Linked DNA regions of Mus musculus: region 2 is linked to region 1. Evidence: chromatin loops called from intact Hi-C (ENCODE). Cell type or tissue: heart. All regions are shown on one strand.

Region 1 (8,000 bases):
TCCTCAAGTCCCCACGGGCCATGGAACAAAGAAGACGGGGAACAGGCACTCAAAGTATCAAAGCTAGGAAACCCCTGAAATCCACGTGGTCTGCAGCAGTGCGGGGGACAAGCCTGACCACAACTCAGAGCACTAAGGGCCATTTCAATATGGAGCACACTGAAGAGAGGAAGGGTTACGCCTTGGCAGAACTGACAAACGGTCAGAGAATCCTGCCTTTCAGTGAAGAGTTGGTGGAGGATGAGCTGGAGAAATGACTCTGAGATTAAAAGCAGGCACTGCTCTTACAGAGGACCCGAGCCTAACTCCCAGAACTCATGTCATAAGGCTCACCCACTGGAACTGCAGCGGCAGGAGATCCGACACCTCTGGCCTCCTTGGGTACCTGCACCCACATGCACACGCACACACACACACACATACACACACACACACACCCCACACCCTGCCCTGCCCGACACATACAGACCATTTAAAAAAATAAATTTAAAAAGCAAAAAGAAGGTGGTACCCAGTGGGGAGCAGCGTCCAGTCCATCCGTTGATTACTGCCGTCTTGGATCTTTTTTTTTTTTGGAGGGAAGATAGAGATTGTCTCATGGGAACTTGGGCCGTGAACTTCCTAGGTCTCAGAGGATACCCCAGAACTTTTCCCCCCAACTTTTTAATTTACTTCATTTTGAAACGATGTGTATGTGTGCACGGGTAGGGTTATAAGCAGTGGAGTGCAGGTGCCTGCAGAAGTAAAAAGACATCGGATCTCCTGGAGCTGGTATTACGGCATCAGACACTGGCACTGGGATCTGACCCACGGTCCTCTGAACAAGCACAAGCGTTCTTAACAACTGCATCTCTCCAGCTCCACCCCTTTATCTTTTTAAAATTTCATTTTACTCATTTATGTGTATGTTCGGGGGAGGGAGGGTGCCACAGCAGGGTAGTTTCAATGGGCCTGTCCCCACAGGCTCAGGCCTTTAAACACCTATCCCTAGGCAGTGGAGCTGCTTGGGAGAGTGTACAACCTGCAGGAGAAAGTATGCCACTAAGGGCAGGCTCAGTGGGCAGAGGTTCGCCCCACTTCTTGCTCACTCTCTCTTTCAAGTGTGACAAAATAGAATCAGCCAGCTTCCTACACGGGGAACCCATTCTCGCACCATAAAGGAAGCCAAACTAAACTTCCCCTGGTGACGGTACTACTGACAGCAATGCAAAGTAAATGATATCCACGGCAAGCAAAAGGAGGTCAGGGAACAGCTTGGGAGGCTCGGCTCTCTCCGTCACCTCTCGGATCAGACTCAAGGCATCTGGCTTAGCCATTGTGTTTGCCTACTAAGACATGGACTTCCCGTCTTCCAGCCCCAGCTCCAGGACGCTGAGATTACAGGCACGACCCCCCATGGTTTTCCCCTGCCTCTGGCAATCCTGAGTACCGAACCCGGCCAGTAAGCTAGACCATTGGCTCAGGGAGGCTTGAATGAAGTAGTAATTAATGTTCTTCAACTGACATAAATCGTCAATTTTAAAACAGCGCTTCAAAAGTCAGGTTGGGTGGCACATGCCTATAACCCTGGCACTCAGGAAGGTGAGACAGGAAGTCTCAAGTTCAAGGACAGCCTGGGCTACATAAAGAGCTCCTATGTCCAAACATTCATCATCATCATCATCACCATCACTTGGATACATTTAAACAACAGAAGCATGTTCAAGAACATCGCCTAAATACTGCCTCAGGGTCAGGTGGCCTCAGAGTAAAGCGCTCACACGGCATGAACAAGGCCCAGACAAGGCCCAGGGTCAATCCTTGCTCCCCACAGGAAGGAAGGAGGAAAGCAGCAGGAGAAGGCAGGTTGTCAGAGGCAGTAAGCTGCCTCAAGTCCAGGACCAGCCTGGGCTACAATGAGTTCCATGCTGGCCTGGGCTACAGTGCGCTCCACACTGGCCTGGGGCCCCACCCTCCATCTTTGCCTCCCCCGTTCTGGGGTCACAGCTGTGCATTACCACGTCCAGCTTCCAGAAACTATCCCTGGATAAAGTCAGGAAGACCTGAACTCTACTCAACGACGAATGGACCTTAAGTACGTTAGTGTTTGCCTCTAAAGATGGTCAGAAGGGTCTGTGTCCACAGGAAGGTCAGAGGTCAATGTGTTCCTTTCTGTCTTTACATTAGATTTTTTTAAAAGTATATAGCCACCAGAAGCAGAGAAGCATAGGCTTTAAAAAAACAAACAAACAAACAAACAAACAACAGAAAGGGTTCAAACAGGAGGACTGCCTCCAAGTTCAAGGCCAGGCTGGTCTACATATCGAGTTCTAGGTCAGCCAGAGCTACAAAGGAATACCCTGTCCGAAAATAAAAAGCAAGTGGATGTCTCAGTGGGTAAAGCATTTGCATGTAAATTTGGATTTCCAGAACCTACATAAAACTGGACACAGACGCACACACCTGTAACCCAGCTCCTACAGGGACACGGGAGCCCGAGACAGGAAAACCCTGGAAGCCCTGGGCCAGAATGCCTGGCTTACGTAGTGCAGTGAAGAACACAAAGAGACCCTGTCTCACATGCGGGAGAGGGAAAGACTAACATCCAAGGATGTCCTTCAAGCTCCACACAGGCACCTCAATGTACATGTGCATGCCCTCTTCTGGTGTGTCTGAAGACAGCTACAGGGTACTCACATACACAAAATATGTAAATGATTTTTTAAAAAAGATAAAACAAAACAGTGTAGCACAGTAGCGTATGCCTGCAATCCCAGGGCTGGGAAAGCCAAGGAAGGAAGATCAGGAGTTCAAGGCCAGCCTGCACTACATCTCAAAACCACATTCAAACAAATGAACAAACAAGCAAGCAGAACTTAAAAGCAGAAGCACTAAGCAAGAAGACCTAGCAGTAAGTGCTTCCTGTGCAGGCCTGAGACCGTATGAGTTGAAATTAAATTCCTTGACAGGGAGAGAATCAATGCCATGGAACATATATAACACGTGACCACACTCATATATAACACATGTGACCACACTCACAGTACACACGGTTCTTCCATCCCCCTCCCCCCAAAAGCAAAGAAACAGCCAGATCCCAGAAATGATGGAACTAATTTGACCACGATGCAGGAAAGCACCACAAGAGGGCGCTCCAGAGCCATGGAGAGGCACAAGACTAGACAGACCCGTAGAAGTTACCAAGAAAGCTGGTGCTGGCACACACCTGGGATCCCAGCACTCAGAAGGCTGAGGAAGGAAGACCACGAATTCAAGGCCAGCTGGACTACAGAACAGGACGATGTCTTAAAACAAACAAGCCAGTAGAAAAGCGAAAAAAGATTTTAAAACTCACCCTCACAAAGCTACAGTAATCAGCAGAGATCTACAAAACTGAGTCCAGTCCAGAATGGAGCCTGGTGTTAAGGTTGGCTCATCTCTGACAACAACGATGAGACAGCTCAGAGCAGACAGAGCTCTGTTTGTTCAAGACCAGCCTGAGCAACACAGCACGATCTCATCTCAGAAAGACAACTGGGCTGGGATGGCTGCTCTTTTTTTTTTTTTTTTTTTTTGGTTTTTCGAGACAGGGTTTCTCTGTGTAGCCCTGGCTGTCCTGGAACTCACTCTGTAGACCAGGCTGGCCTTGAACTCAGAAATCCGCCTGCCTCTGCCTCCGGAGTGCTGGGATTAAAGGCGTGTACCACCACGCCTGGCTAAGATGGCTGCTCTTAAGAGCATTGGCTGCTGTGGCGGAGGAGCTGGGTTTGGTTGCCAGCACCCATGTGGCGGCCCACAACAGTTCATAACTCTCGCTCCAGGGGACTTGATGTCTAGGATTATATACACACAGTGCACACATAGACAAAACACCTATTCACACAGAATACAAAGAAATTGTTAGTCTTTTTAAAAAAAAAGATAAAATGAGGCCAGCTGTAGTGCCGAACACCTTTAATCCCAGCACTCAGGAAATAGAGGCAGGTGGATCTCTGTAAGTTAGCCAGGACTATATTATATACTGAAACCCTGTTTCATGAAAGAAAAGAAAAGAAGAGAAGAGAAGAGAAGAGAAGAGAAGAGAAGAGAAGAGAAGAAGAGAGAGAGAGAGAGAGGGAGAGAAAGAAAGGAAGAAAGAAAAGAGAACATGCATTAATGATTCACCTAAAAAGAAGCCAGGGGGAATGAATTCTATTTACTTCGAATAAAATGAAATAGAATACTTAAAAATAAACCTATCAGGGCTGGAGAGATGGTTCAGCGGTTAAGAGTACTTGGCTGCTCTTCCAGAGGTCCTGAGTACAATTCCCAGCAACCACATGGTGGCTCATAACCATCTGTAATGGGGTCTGATGCCCTCTTCTGGTGTGTCTGAAGACAACTAACTGCAGCATGCTCATACATAAAATAAATAATAAATCTTTTAAAAAAAAAAAACTATCCAGGATCTAAAAGATGTCTCCAATTCAACTTTAGGACACTCGGCAGGTAGTGGTGGCACACCTTTAGTCCCAGCAGTCAGAAAGCAGGGCAGCCAGATCACTCTGAGTTCAATGCTAGCCTGATCTATGGAGGGGGCCAGGCCAACCTGAACACACAGTGAAACCCTCATCTCAGAATGAAATAAAGTAAAATAAAAAGGAAACCTTTACAACGCCGAAGAAAGAAGTAAATGGACATGAAGAATACAGTGACTAACACGCGACCGTTACCAACTGTTCAGTTCCCAAGCACCCATGTCAGGGGCTCTGCCACGGCCTCCAGCGCCAGAAGCCAATACCTTCTTCTGGCCTCCAGGAGTCAACATACTCACACAGACACAGACACCCCCCATCTGTACCTCACCCCCACCCCACATTATACACATAATTTATGTGTGTGTGTATATGTATATATGTATATGTGTGGTGTGTGTGTGTGTGTGTGTGTGTATATATATATATACACACACACATACCCACACACACACACACTAAAGATCCAGGCAAAGACAAGTATTTCCTATTTCCCATACAGGACTCCAACAGCACAGGAAGTAACCCCAACTGACCAGTGGGATTGTGGGAACTCAAGAAGCTTCTACACAGCAGAGCAAAGCCCAGGGTGGAGGAGGCTACAGTGAGGGGACAAATCTTTGCCATCTGCCCACGACACATGAATTAATAGCCTGGGTGTTTTGCTTTGCAACTGGGGGCTGAAGGAAATGACTCAGTGGTCAGGGCACCTGCTGTGCAAGCATGAGGAGAGCTCAGACCTCCTGCACACCCTACACCCCCAGCTCTGCAGATGCAGACAGGTCAGTGGGGTTTACGGCTCCCGGCCAAGCAGGGAAAAGACAAGCATGGGGTTCAGGAAAAGACTCTGCCTCGAAGGAATAGGCTAGGGGCAGCCCTACTGTGCTCTTCCAGTTTCCACATGTGCACACAACTACACACACACACACACACACACACAATTTTTCAAAATGCAAAAATTATACACCAAAAACCCAAGCTATATGATCAAAAAAAAGGGGGGCGGTCTAGTGAACAGTAATGGGCAGCTGTCTAAAGAAGAAATACAAATTAGCAGGGAATAGGGGAACAGAGGCAGTCAGATCTCTATGAGCTCGAGGCCAGCCTGGTCTATCTAGTCTAGTAAGGATAGCCAGAGTTATGCAGAGAAACCTTGGGGGTGGGAGGGGAGGAATTGCAAATGGCCTGCTGAAACATACTTGAAACAGTCAGTTTCCTTGCTATCAAAGAAATGCAAAGAGATTCCACCTCACTCCAACATAAATGGTCAACCCCTCCAGCCGGGCGCACGCCTTTGATCCCAGCACTCGGGAGGCAAAGGCAGTCAGATTTCTGAGTTCAAGGCCAGCCTGGTCTACAAAATGAGTTCCAGGACAGCCAGGGCTACACAGAGAAACCCTGTCTCGAAAAACCAAAAAAGAAAAAAAAAAGAAAGAAATGGTCAATCCCAAGAAAACAAGACAGCTATCCTGTGAAACGAGCCTTTAATACCAGGGAAAATAATCAGGTGATGTCTTTGAGTCCAGGCTACACAGTGAGACCCTGTCTCTAAAAAGTAATGGACAACAAATGCTGGTGAGGATATGGGAGAAGAGGAACCCTTAGTCAAAATATCATTCGCAAGAGAACTGAAATTGGGGCAGTGGAGGGGACAAGCCACGCCTGGATTCCTGGACCCAACGCTGTGGCTGCTTACCACAGAACAATATCCATGATGCAGACGTAGGTGGGGGGACTGACTCCAACCAGCAGAGCACAGTCCAGGCCCACATGTAATACACACAATGTGTCCTCACACATGGATGAGTCAAAGCTCTTTCCTTAAACTGGACCAGAGTATAACACAAGGGCCTAGTTAGGCCTGAAATCCCAGGTTCACAGAGGCAGGAGGGTTACAAGTTCAAGGCCTGCTTTGGCTACAGTGTGGTTTCAATTGTATTAATAGGTCCTGTTGCTAATAGACAGCATGTATTAAATATTGATGTTAAAGATCTTTTCTAAAGTCAAAGCTGGGAACACTGCCAGGGAGGAGAGGAGAGGAGAGCAGGGCAGGAGACCACAGCCTTGGACCGCGGCAGAGTGAGAGGAGAGGGAAAGACTGAGTCATGAAGCGCTGGAAGACTGGAATCTGAGAGAGGAGAGAAAGGCAACCTGCCTCAACTCCAATTCTGAGAAGACACCAGGAAGCAAAAGCGCCTCCTACCTATCCATCTGCAGTCTCTGCTGCGGGAGTGCCAGACAGACAGACAGACAGCGCTCACACTCTATAGCTCACTCAATGGCCAACTACTCAACCCACGAAGAGAGAACTCTCCTAGGTCTCCTCTCTGATAAAGCGATAGCCAAGGCAGCAACTCTCCTCCCAGAGGACTAATAGGGCCATCAAGAGCCATGAGAGCTGGCTGGGGATGTAGCTCAGTTAGTAAAGTGCTCGCCCACTGTGCTCAAAGCCCTGGGTTCAATCCCCAGCACCAAGTGAGCCAGGCTAGCATTCAGGAGGATAAGAAGCAAGTGCGAGGCCTTTCTTGGCTGCATAGTGAATTTGAGGCCAGCCTGGGCTGAGACCCTGTCTCAAAATGCTCAAAAGAAAGAAAAAGTTAAAAGGGAGGCGGACTCTTCTGAGAACTTGGTTTTGGCTATGGGCACACAGTGCCAGGGATCAAACTCTGGGTCTCATACATGCTAGGCAAATGCTCTGCCACAGAACCAGTGCCAGCCCGAGCCACCTTGTGCTGCAGAATTACTAGTCTGTTGGTGACACATCTGACAGACGAGGAACCATGAGGACTAGAAGCTATTAAAATACAAAACGAGGGGGCTGGAGAGATGGCTCAGTGGTTAGAGCACTGACTGCTCTTCTAGAGGTCCTGAGTTCAATTCCCAGCAACCACATGGTGGCTCACAACCATCTGTAATGGGATCTGATGCCCTCTTCTGGTGTGTCTGAAGATAGTGACAGTATACTTATATACATATAATAAATAAATCTTAAAAAAAAAAAAAAAACGAGAATTTCCTTTCTTAGCTCATGGAAACTCAAGGGCTGCCCAACTTCGAGTCAACCAGTCCCCTGACAGAGCTGCACTGAAGACGATGAGAGAGCTTGTTTCTCACTGACAGAAAAATAAGCAACTTTTCTTTAGAGCGAAGTCCAGGAAGCCTACACGGTAAAGAAAAGGAAGGGTGACTAAAGGCAGTGTCTGATGGTAGGCTGGTCTCCCAGAGGGATGGAGGACAAGCCACACGAAGCACGGGAGCAGAGTCGCTCTGCTGGACACCTCAGAACACGCAGCAGCCCCTGCATGCCCTGCCAAGACTGCGAGGAGAAAATCTGCCTGTCTGCTTTCTCTCGCACCTAATTCATTTCACTAAAATGTCTGACACTTCACAACTTCCATGAAATTCCTCTCTAAGGGCCTCGCAAATCCACCATCTTTCTCGTTGGGCAAACATGAAGCCAAAGGAAGGAGAAATAACGTATGTGGAGAGGAAATTTTTTGCAAGTGA
Region 2 (8,000 bases), 160 kb after region 1:
GTTTCCTATGCAGGCCAGCTGCTGCCACGGGAGGAAAGGCACCCTGAAGCATAGTGACTTAAATAATTTTTCTGTTTGCATGTGCCAGCCAGGAATCCAAGCACAGCTTGGCTGGCATCATGGTCAGACCATCGTCTAGGGCTGTTGAATCTGAGGATTCAACCGGTGCAGGGAGGATGTCTCCCAACTCCCTCACAGTGTTGCTCAGCAGACCTCTCTGGCATCTCTCTACAAGGTGGCCTCATAGCATCTCAGCTAACTTCCCCTAAGAGGGGGATACAAGAGAGAGCAGGAGGCAGCATCCAAGATAAAAGCAGATAAAATTTTTATCTCATGTGCATCGGTGTTTTGCAGCATTTGTGTGTGTGAAGGCAATGGACCCCCAGGAGCTGGAGCTACTGGAGTTGTGGGTACTGGGAATTGAACCTGGGTCCCCTGGAAGAACTGCTGGAAAAGCAGTGCTCTCTGTAACCTACTTCTGTTCTACTCATTAGAAGCTGAGCTTCAAAGGGGCCCACATCAAAGGGTGGCAAAGAGTGAACAGGGCACAAGCATCAGAGGTGGCTTCACCAGGGACCACCTCAGAGAATACCCACTGCACAGAGGCACCAGAGGCGCTTAGCATCGGCTGTCTGCAATGACGGGAACTGGGTAGATGGGGGAGAAGTCTTCCCTGGATTTTACACTTCAGATGACGTGTACCTTATTCAGCAAGTAAATCACACTTATTTTAGATCTTAAGTCTAAAATAATAATCAGGAAGATAGCACTTTAGGGACTAGAGAGAGGGCTTAGTAGTTAAAAGCACTTGCTGCTTTAGCAGAGGACCCAAGTTCAGTTCCCAGCACCCACATGGCAGCTTATAGTCATCTGTAACCCGAGTTCCAGGGATCCAATCCCCTCCGCTGGCCTGAGATTACAGGTGCATGATACTGCACCTGGCTTTAGTGTGAGTGCCAAGGACACTCAGGTCCCTGTGCCTACTCACTTTACTGTGCCTACTCTCTTTACTGAAAGCCATCTCCTCTGGCCCCTCACCCCCAATACAAACGGTTAAGTAAAAACTCAAGATTCTACCCAATCTGGGCCAAGCTGCCCTCACAGGTGGGACCTTACCATCCCATCCTAGGAACTCTACACAGCTGTTGCTCTGAATTGTATTAAGGTGCCAGGCTCTGGGAGTAAATGTAACACGCACGGTGCCAGCACACAATGGCACTCTTCAAGTGGTCCCCATGCAGTCAGCGCCTCTCTTCTCCCTCGGTGCTTTTGACCTCACCTGTACTCATTCTGTTACTTTATAATACAAATCAGAATCAGATTCTTTACAATCCCTAGACCACCAGCATTAGCATTACCTGAGGCCTCATCAGAAACAGACCCATACCGACAAGATGAGTGTATTGTTTTGTTTTGTTTTTCCGAGACAGGGGTTCTCTGTGTAGCCCTGGCTGTCCTGGAACTCACTCTGTAGACCAGGCTGGCCTCGAACTCAGAAATTCGCCTGCCTCTGCCTCCCAAGTGCTGGGATTAAAGGCGTGCGCCACCACCGCCCAGCTAAGATGAGTGTAAAAGGTCATTATCACCCCAGGACCTCCAGGACCAAGTTCTCAGCACAAAGGAGGGTGGCGAATAAGAGGCAAAGACAGGAGACAGAGGACAAGGAAGAGGGGAAGGGCAGAGAACAAGGGAGCGGGGAAGGGATATTTGTCCCAGAGGATAGACAACTGCTTCTGGATAGAGAGGAGACAGATGTGGCCCACAGGAAAATGGCAGTTTCTAAAGGCCAAGGGAAAATACTGGGTTAGGATTAGGTGTTTAATTTTAATTGGACAGGTTAATTAGGTGAGCCAAAGGGGGCATTTGATTGCTGGACTTCAATACTTTGATAGCTTGACCCTGGTGGTCAGCCTTATTTGGAGGAAGTGGCCAAATAAGGGAATAGACCTTGGAGGCTAGCATCAGGATGCCCTCTACTGGCCTTAGTTAGCACCAGGCACACAAATGGTTTACAGACATATATGCAGGCAAAACACTCATACACATTAAAAAAAAATATCCTGTCGAACTATAATACTCCCAGTGGCTTTCTTTCATTTCTATACCCAGGGCTCAGCATAGGGCTCAGTACTAACAGCGGGCACAGTGGCACACCTCTAACTCTGGCATTAGAGAGGCTGAGGAAGATCATTAGTTGCTGTGGCAATCCCAGAACTGGGGAGGTGGAGGGAGAGGATCCCCTAGCTCACTGGCCAGCCAGGATAGTTTAACTGGTAAGTTCAAAGCCAATGAGAGACTCTGCCGCAAAGGGGGAGGATGGCACTCCTAAGGATGACATCTAAAGTCATCCTCTGGTTACCACACACATACATGCACATATGCTCACATACATTAGCATGCATGCATATACACAAACATGCATAAAGAGCAAAAAAAAGTAATATATTTACCAAATGTCATATAGCCTATATAGTACAGTTTTATTGACTTATTTACAGATGTCCAACTATCCACAAATTTAGAAACAATGAGTTTGTGTCAATGTCTTTGTTTTGAAATTTGTGAAGAACAGTAAAGGGATACAGATCAAAATATTAGGGTGGGTTTTACATTATACTTTTCTGTATTTAAATTTTTTCTTTAATTGAAAACAAAAAATATAGTAAGAAAACAAAGCCACTTTCTTTTTAAAAGTCTCCATCCTTAGCTGGGTGGGTGGTGGTGGCGCATGCCTTTGATCCTAGTACTCAGGAGGCAGAGGCAGGTGGATCTTTGAGATCAGCCTGGTTTAGAGTGAGTTCCAGGACAGCCAGGGCTACACAGAGAAACCCAATCTTGTAAAATCAAAAGCTAAAATAAACCCATTCTCTGCACTACGCCCTGTACACGGCAGCCCTGACTCGTAGAGCACATGGGAAGCTGAGACCCCCGAGCAGTGGCTGTGGCACAGAAGGCAAGGGTCGGCACCACTCCAGGCTGCCTCTCAGTCTCTTTCCCGGCACTGCATGTGATAGCTAATCTTTGCTGTCAACTTGACATCTGGAATCAACTAAGACTCAAGCAACTAGGCAGGCCTGTGAGGGCTTTCTTGATTGGATCATTTGAGGTGGGAAGACCCACTCTAAATCTGGATCATTCGGGGGTAGGACCCACCCCATATCTGGGCCACACCCTGTGGTGGGAGTCCACATATCATCATATGGAAGAAGAAAGCTTTTGCTTTAGGTACGCCGGCCCTCACTCTTGCTGCCCTCAGTACTCTCTCTTTATATTCATTCATGTTATCACTAGTCCTGTTCCTTTAGAGAACCCTAAAACATGATAACACCTATTGGCAGATATTGGGCTTATAATTTGAAGTTAGAATCCATTACTACAGGAGAGTCAGTGGCAGGAACCTGAAGCAGCTGCTGGTCACAGCATACTCACCATCAAAGGTGAATGCCTGCTAAGTGCTTAGCCTGCTCTTTCTCCTTTGATCCTGGCTCCAGCCCATGAAATGCTGCCACTCACATTCAGGATGGGTCTTCTCACCTCAGTTAAGAAAATCTTGCATGTCTGCAAGCCAACCAAATCTAGAACATTCCTCACTGAGACTCCCTTCCGAGGTGGCTTTGTCAAGTGGACCATAAAAACCAACCATCACAGCCGGCATTCCCTCCCCTGGCCGGTTACCCCAAACTCAGAAGACCGTGGCCAATGCAAGGTCCCTTTACCTTTTTGTCTTCCTTTTTGAGACAGTCTCAGTATGTGGCCTTGGTTGACCTGGAGCTATAGAGACCAAGGTGATCTCAAAATCACAAAGACCCACCTGTCTTTGCCTCCCTAGTCCTGGGTGGGATACCCAGCTCCCCACAGACACCTCAGTGGCTTTTAACAGCAACAGGGGACCTCCCTCAAGAACAAGGCATTCAGAACCGCTCACGCTGCACCATCGCCCCCTGGTGGCTGACTTTGGAAATGGAAACTGGCTTCATAATGAGCTTCGGTGAAGGAGTAAACATTTTAAAAGTTCCCTTTTCTTCAGTCCTTTCCTTTTTGGGGTTTTGCAGGTGATTGACTTTGTCCCCCAACTTTCCCCCTCCCCCCAGACACACACACTGCTCCCGCCCTGGACTCCCAGACCCACTCCTATCTTTAAGCCATTAAGGACTCAGATACTGACACACACAGAATCAGGACCTGAGCCAACCAGAGACTATGGTTCAGATGACATAGGCAGCGGTGGCCACACAACCTTGCATTCTGCCCTTTCCTGCCTTGGTGGACACTGTTTATCAGCACTGCCTTTCCTGTCTCCTCAGCCTCTATCTGCTTCTCAGAGTCATAGGTGCAGCTGTCATGGACCCTTGGCCATGGCCTAGCACGGAGAAGTCCTAGGCACTGCTATTCCAGTGAGTCAGGTAGCAATGCTGACCCTCACTTAGAAATAGCCTAGTGTAGCAATGGCAGCCCTCAGCTGTGGTGCTCCAGATCTCCAGACGCTGCACAGCCTCCTGGCTCCTCCAGGAAGAAGGAGACACTCACCAGGACATCTAGAACAGGAAGCAAGGGACAAAGCATCAGGTTTATCAAGGCCCAAGAGCACGGAGGGGGTGTGTCTAACCTCTCCAGAGAGGCAGCACAGGACTGACGGACACCAGTACCTGACACAAGAGTTTGGCACTCATTTTCTGAAATCTGGTCCCAGGCCTTGGGCAGTGCTTGGATGCTGGCCAAGTCTCCCCAGTGGATGGAGGAGAGGAGGTACTTTCTCTTCAGGTACCTTCCCAGAAGTTAAGGACTGCTCAGAAGAAAAAGGAACTTACAAGATATCTGTGTCACTAGGTCATATGCTCTTATGGGACTACTGTTGAATGTGGTCCATCTCAGTAATGTGATTAGAAATCAAGGCAGGAGAGTAGAGCCAACCAGGGCCTCCAGCGCCTAGCCTATGGCAGTGCTTAGCGATATCAGGGTTAGCGGCGCCACTAGCACACCTAGTACCACTATTGCAGTTATAATAGGAAACAGAGGGACAGGAGGAAGATCGTCCCTACATATCTAGATTGGGTGACAATCTCCTTTGTCAACTTGTCTGGATTTAGAATCGTCATGGAAACATGATACAGGTTGCATCTGTGATGTTGTCTCTAGAAAGGTTTAACTGAAGTGGGAGGACTCCTCTGAATGTGGACGGTGTCAGTCCACAGGCCGGGGTCCCAGAATGAACAGAAAGTGAACAGAGCGCCAGCAGTCAGCAGTCCCTGCGTCCTGATGCAGGCGCAATGTGACCAGTGGCTTAAGCTCCTGTCTCTGTGCGCTTCCCTCCGTGACGGACATATCCCTCAGCTATGACCTGAAATAAATCTGTCTGTCCTGCTTCGTGTTCGATATTAATCACAACATGAAAATCAGTAACACAGTGGGCATTGCTGGTCCATGTTCAGCTTTAAACTTGAATTTGGAGTTCACTAAGCGAGCCAGCTGGAGGCAGCACAGGAAACTGAGACTCAAGACCAGGAGCAAAACCAGGGTCAGATGACAGCCATGGGCACGAATGGAGAAAAGGTCAGGACTGCGGCTAATTTCCTGCTCTCAGGCTTGCTTCCCGCCATGCCAACTGTTCTTCAGAACACAGCACTGTTAAGCACAGGCCTTGACCACATGGTTCTGCTTAAAGCTTCTGAGAACTTTGACTTCAGAGTAACAGCCAAAACCTTCAAGATCCTTCTCAAAAATCAAGGCCCTCTGTCACTCTCCTCCTGCCCGGCCCTGCCCTGCCCTTGCCCCCACTGGCTTTATGGCAGTTCTTACATGTACCAGACAAGCTCACGCCATGTAGCCTCTGCCTGGACCACTCTTCTTCCAAACACCCACATGGCTCATTCCTTCCCTCTTGCAAACTTGGCTCAAATGCTGTGAGCATCATTGTCTCAGGATGTCACTGCCTCATGGGTCCCTGCACTGACCACACTATTAAAATCACATTCCCCCTCACCTTCTCTGCCTTATTTAACACTCACCACATCTGACACTATGCAGTCCCCCTTTTTATGCCTGCTCCCAGCACTTAAGAGTAGTGCCTAGCAGATAAATAAACTCTAAGGAATGACTAGTTAACAAAAGACAAGTGCAAGAAGAATCCAAGTCTGAGCACTAGAGAACTGCAACGAATTATACAGCCTGCTGACCCCGTGAATTATACAGCCTGCTGACCCCGTGAATTATACAGCCTGCTGACCCCGTGAATTATACAGCCTGCTGACCCCGTGAATTATACAGCCTGCTGACCCCGTGAATTATACAGCCTGCTGACCCCGTGAATTATACAGCCTGCTGACCCCGTGAATTATACAGCCTGCTGACCCCGTGAATTATACAGCCTGCTGACCCCGTGAATTATACAGCCTGCTGACCCCGTGAATTATACAGCCTGCTGACCCCGTGAATTATACAGCCTGCTGACCCTGTGAATTATACAGCCTGCTGACCCTGTGAATTATACAGCCTGCTGACCCTGTGAAGTCTGCACCTGCTGCAGCCTCTAGGGGCGGCTCTGGGCAGTCAGTCAGGAAGCACTCGAAGGATATGAGCTTCCATAATGTCTGTCGATGTCCTGCAGCCACTCCAACATGTCAGCCACAGAGGGGCTCACAACTGAGGGGCGCAGGACGGTGTCAATGTCTAGCACAGCCGCATGCTGCTCGTAGGCCTGAAACACCTGCTCCACGTGGCTGTTGATGGTGTTACGGACCTTGAGGAGGGTGGCTCTGTGGGAAAAGGAGGGTGTTAGGCAGTATCCTAAAAAAAGATAGGGGGTAAGCCTTCTCAAACCACTACTGTCCTGTTAAGTTTTGTTTCAGAGGGGACTCAAACCCTTAGACGTGTTAGGGAAGCGGTCTACCACTGAGCTATACCCTTGTTAATTTAGTATGAGGGAAGGGCATGCACATGACAGAGTATGCTTGGAGATCAGAGGGCTACTTTGTGGCATCCACTCTGTCCTTCCACCTTTCCATGGGCCCGTGGATTGAACCCAGGTCATCAGGCTTACACGGCAAGTGCCTCTACCCCAGGAGCCATCTTAACTGCCCTTGTCTGGCCAGTTCTTCAATGGCAATGTGGGCTCGACATGCACAGACTGCTTGAGAATGTGAGTTATTTCCCCTGTGCATAAAGGCTTCATTGCTCACTGTGTTTCCCAAGAACAGCAAACACACAATCAGTGAATGAATTGTCACTGGAAAGATAAATACTATGATGTGTGTAAAGTGCCTTTGGCAGTGGCTACATAGTATTCGAATGCTGACTCTAAGGAACCCATCACTAAAACAAAGGCTGCAACTTCCCAATGGACAAGGGATCCTCTAGCCCAGAACGCTAGCTCTAAATATCCTACTGTGGCTTATGGTGTAAAAACAGGAAACAATCCAAAATCCTCAAGTGTGTAAGACCTGCTTATAGTCGATGACTAACATCAAGAACAAGCAGAAGCCGGGTGTGGTGGCGCACACCTTTAATCCCAGCACTCAGGAGGCAGAGGCAGGCGGATTTCTGAGTTCGAGGCCAGCCTGGTCTACAAAGTGAGTTCCAGGACAGCCAGGACTATACAGAGAAACCCTGTCTCCAAAAAAACCAAAAAAAAAAAAAAAAAAAAAAAAAAAAGCAGAAAACAGAGTATCTGTGTAACACCTGTGTTGTTACTGTTTCTTGGGCTACTTAGTTACACATGTATCCACTTGTGTGTAGAACCAGGTGGTGGTAAGAAGCCCCAGCTTAAGTGGCAGGCCCACTTCAGATTCCTGGCTCTATTTCTCACGGACTCTGTGATCAGGACAATCAGTTTGAGTTTCCCTTTTCTTGCTTCCAAGTGCATAGACAGGTATAAGGCAGAGGTGTACAAGGTCCCGGACACACAGTCCTTACTCCCAGCTCTCCCTGAACTGCAGTACACCAAGGACAACGACAGAAGAGGGCTGCACTCCTCGCCACCCTCTTCTTTTCTGCTTTTGTAATTT

What was found. Peaks named below come from ENCODE experiments on the same cell type or tissue, not always from the same donor. Only the 100,000 strongest peaks of a DNase experiment are listed, where the experiment ranks them.
Region 2: it touches region 1 in a loop (5-fold over the local background); 19 of 42 quality-filtered maps call a loop at or near these places.

What each region holds. Positions count from the first base shown.
Region 1 is chr4:125,094,799-125,102,798 of GRCm38, reverse strand. All of the region lies in intron 4 of Meaf6 (MYST/Esa1-associated factor 6), which reads right to left. Among named protein-coding and RNA genes, the nearest start is that of Meaf6, 14 kb to the right of the region's middle. In heart, no CTCF peak of the experiment used is centred here; a DNase peak (open chromatin) is centred at 3,128.
Region 2 is chr4:124,939,118-124,947,117 of GRCm38, reverse strand. It overlaps 9930104L06Rik (RIKEN cDNA 9930104L06 gene), which reads right to left. Exons shown (of 5, transcript NM_177573.3): 3 at 6,573-6,752; 4 at 4,647-4,765; 5 at 2,457-4,535. The coding sequence ends at 4,456. Among named protein-coding and RNA genes, the nearest start is that of 9930104L06Rik, 6.1 kb to the right of the region's middle. In heart, CTCF peaks have their summits at 1,986 (motif pointing left) and 3,944 (motif pointing left); no DNase peak of the experiment used is centred here.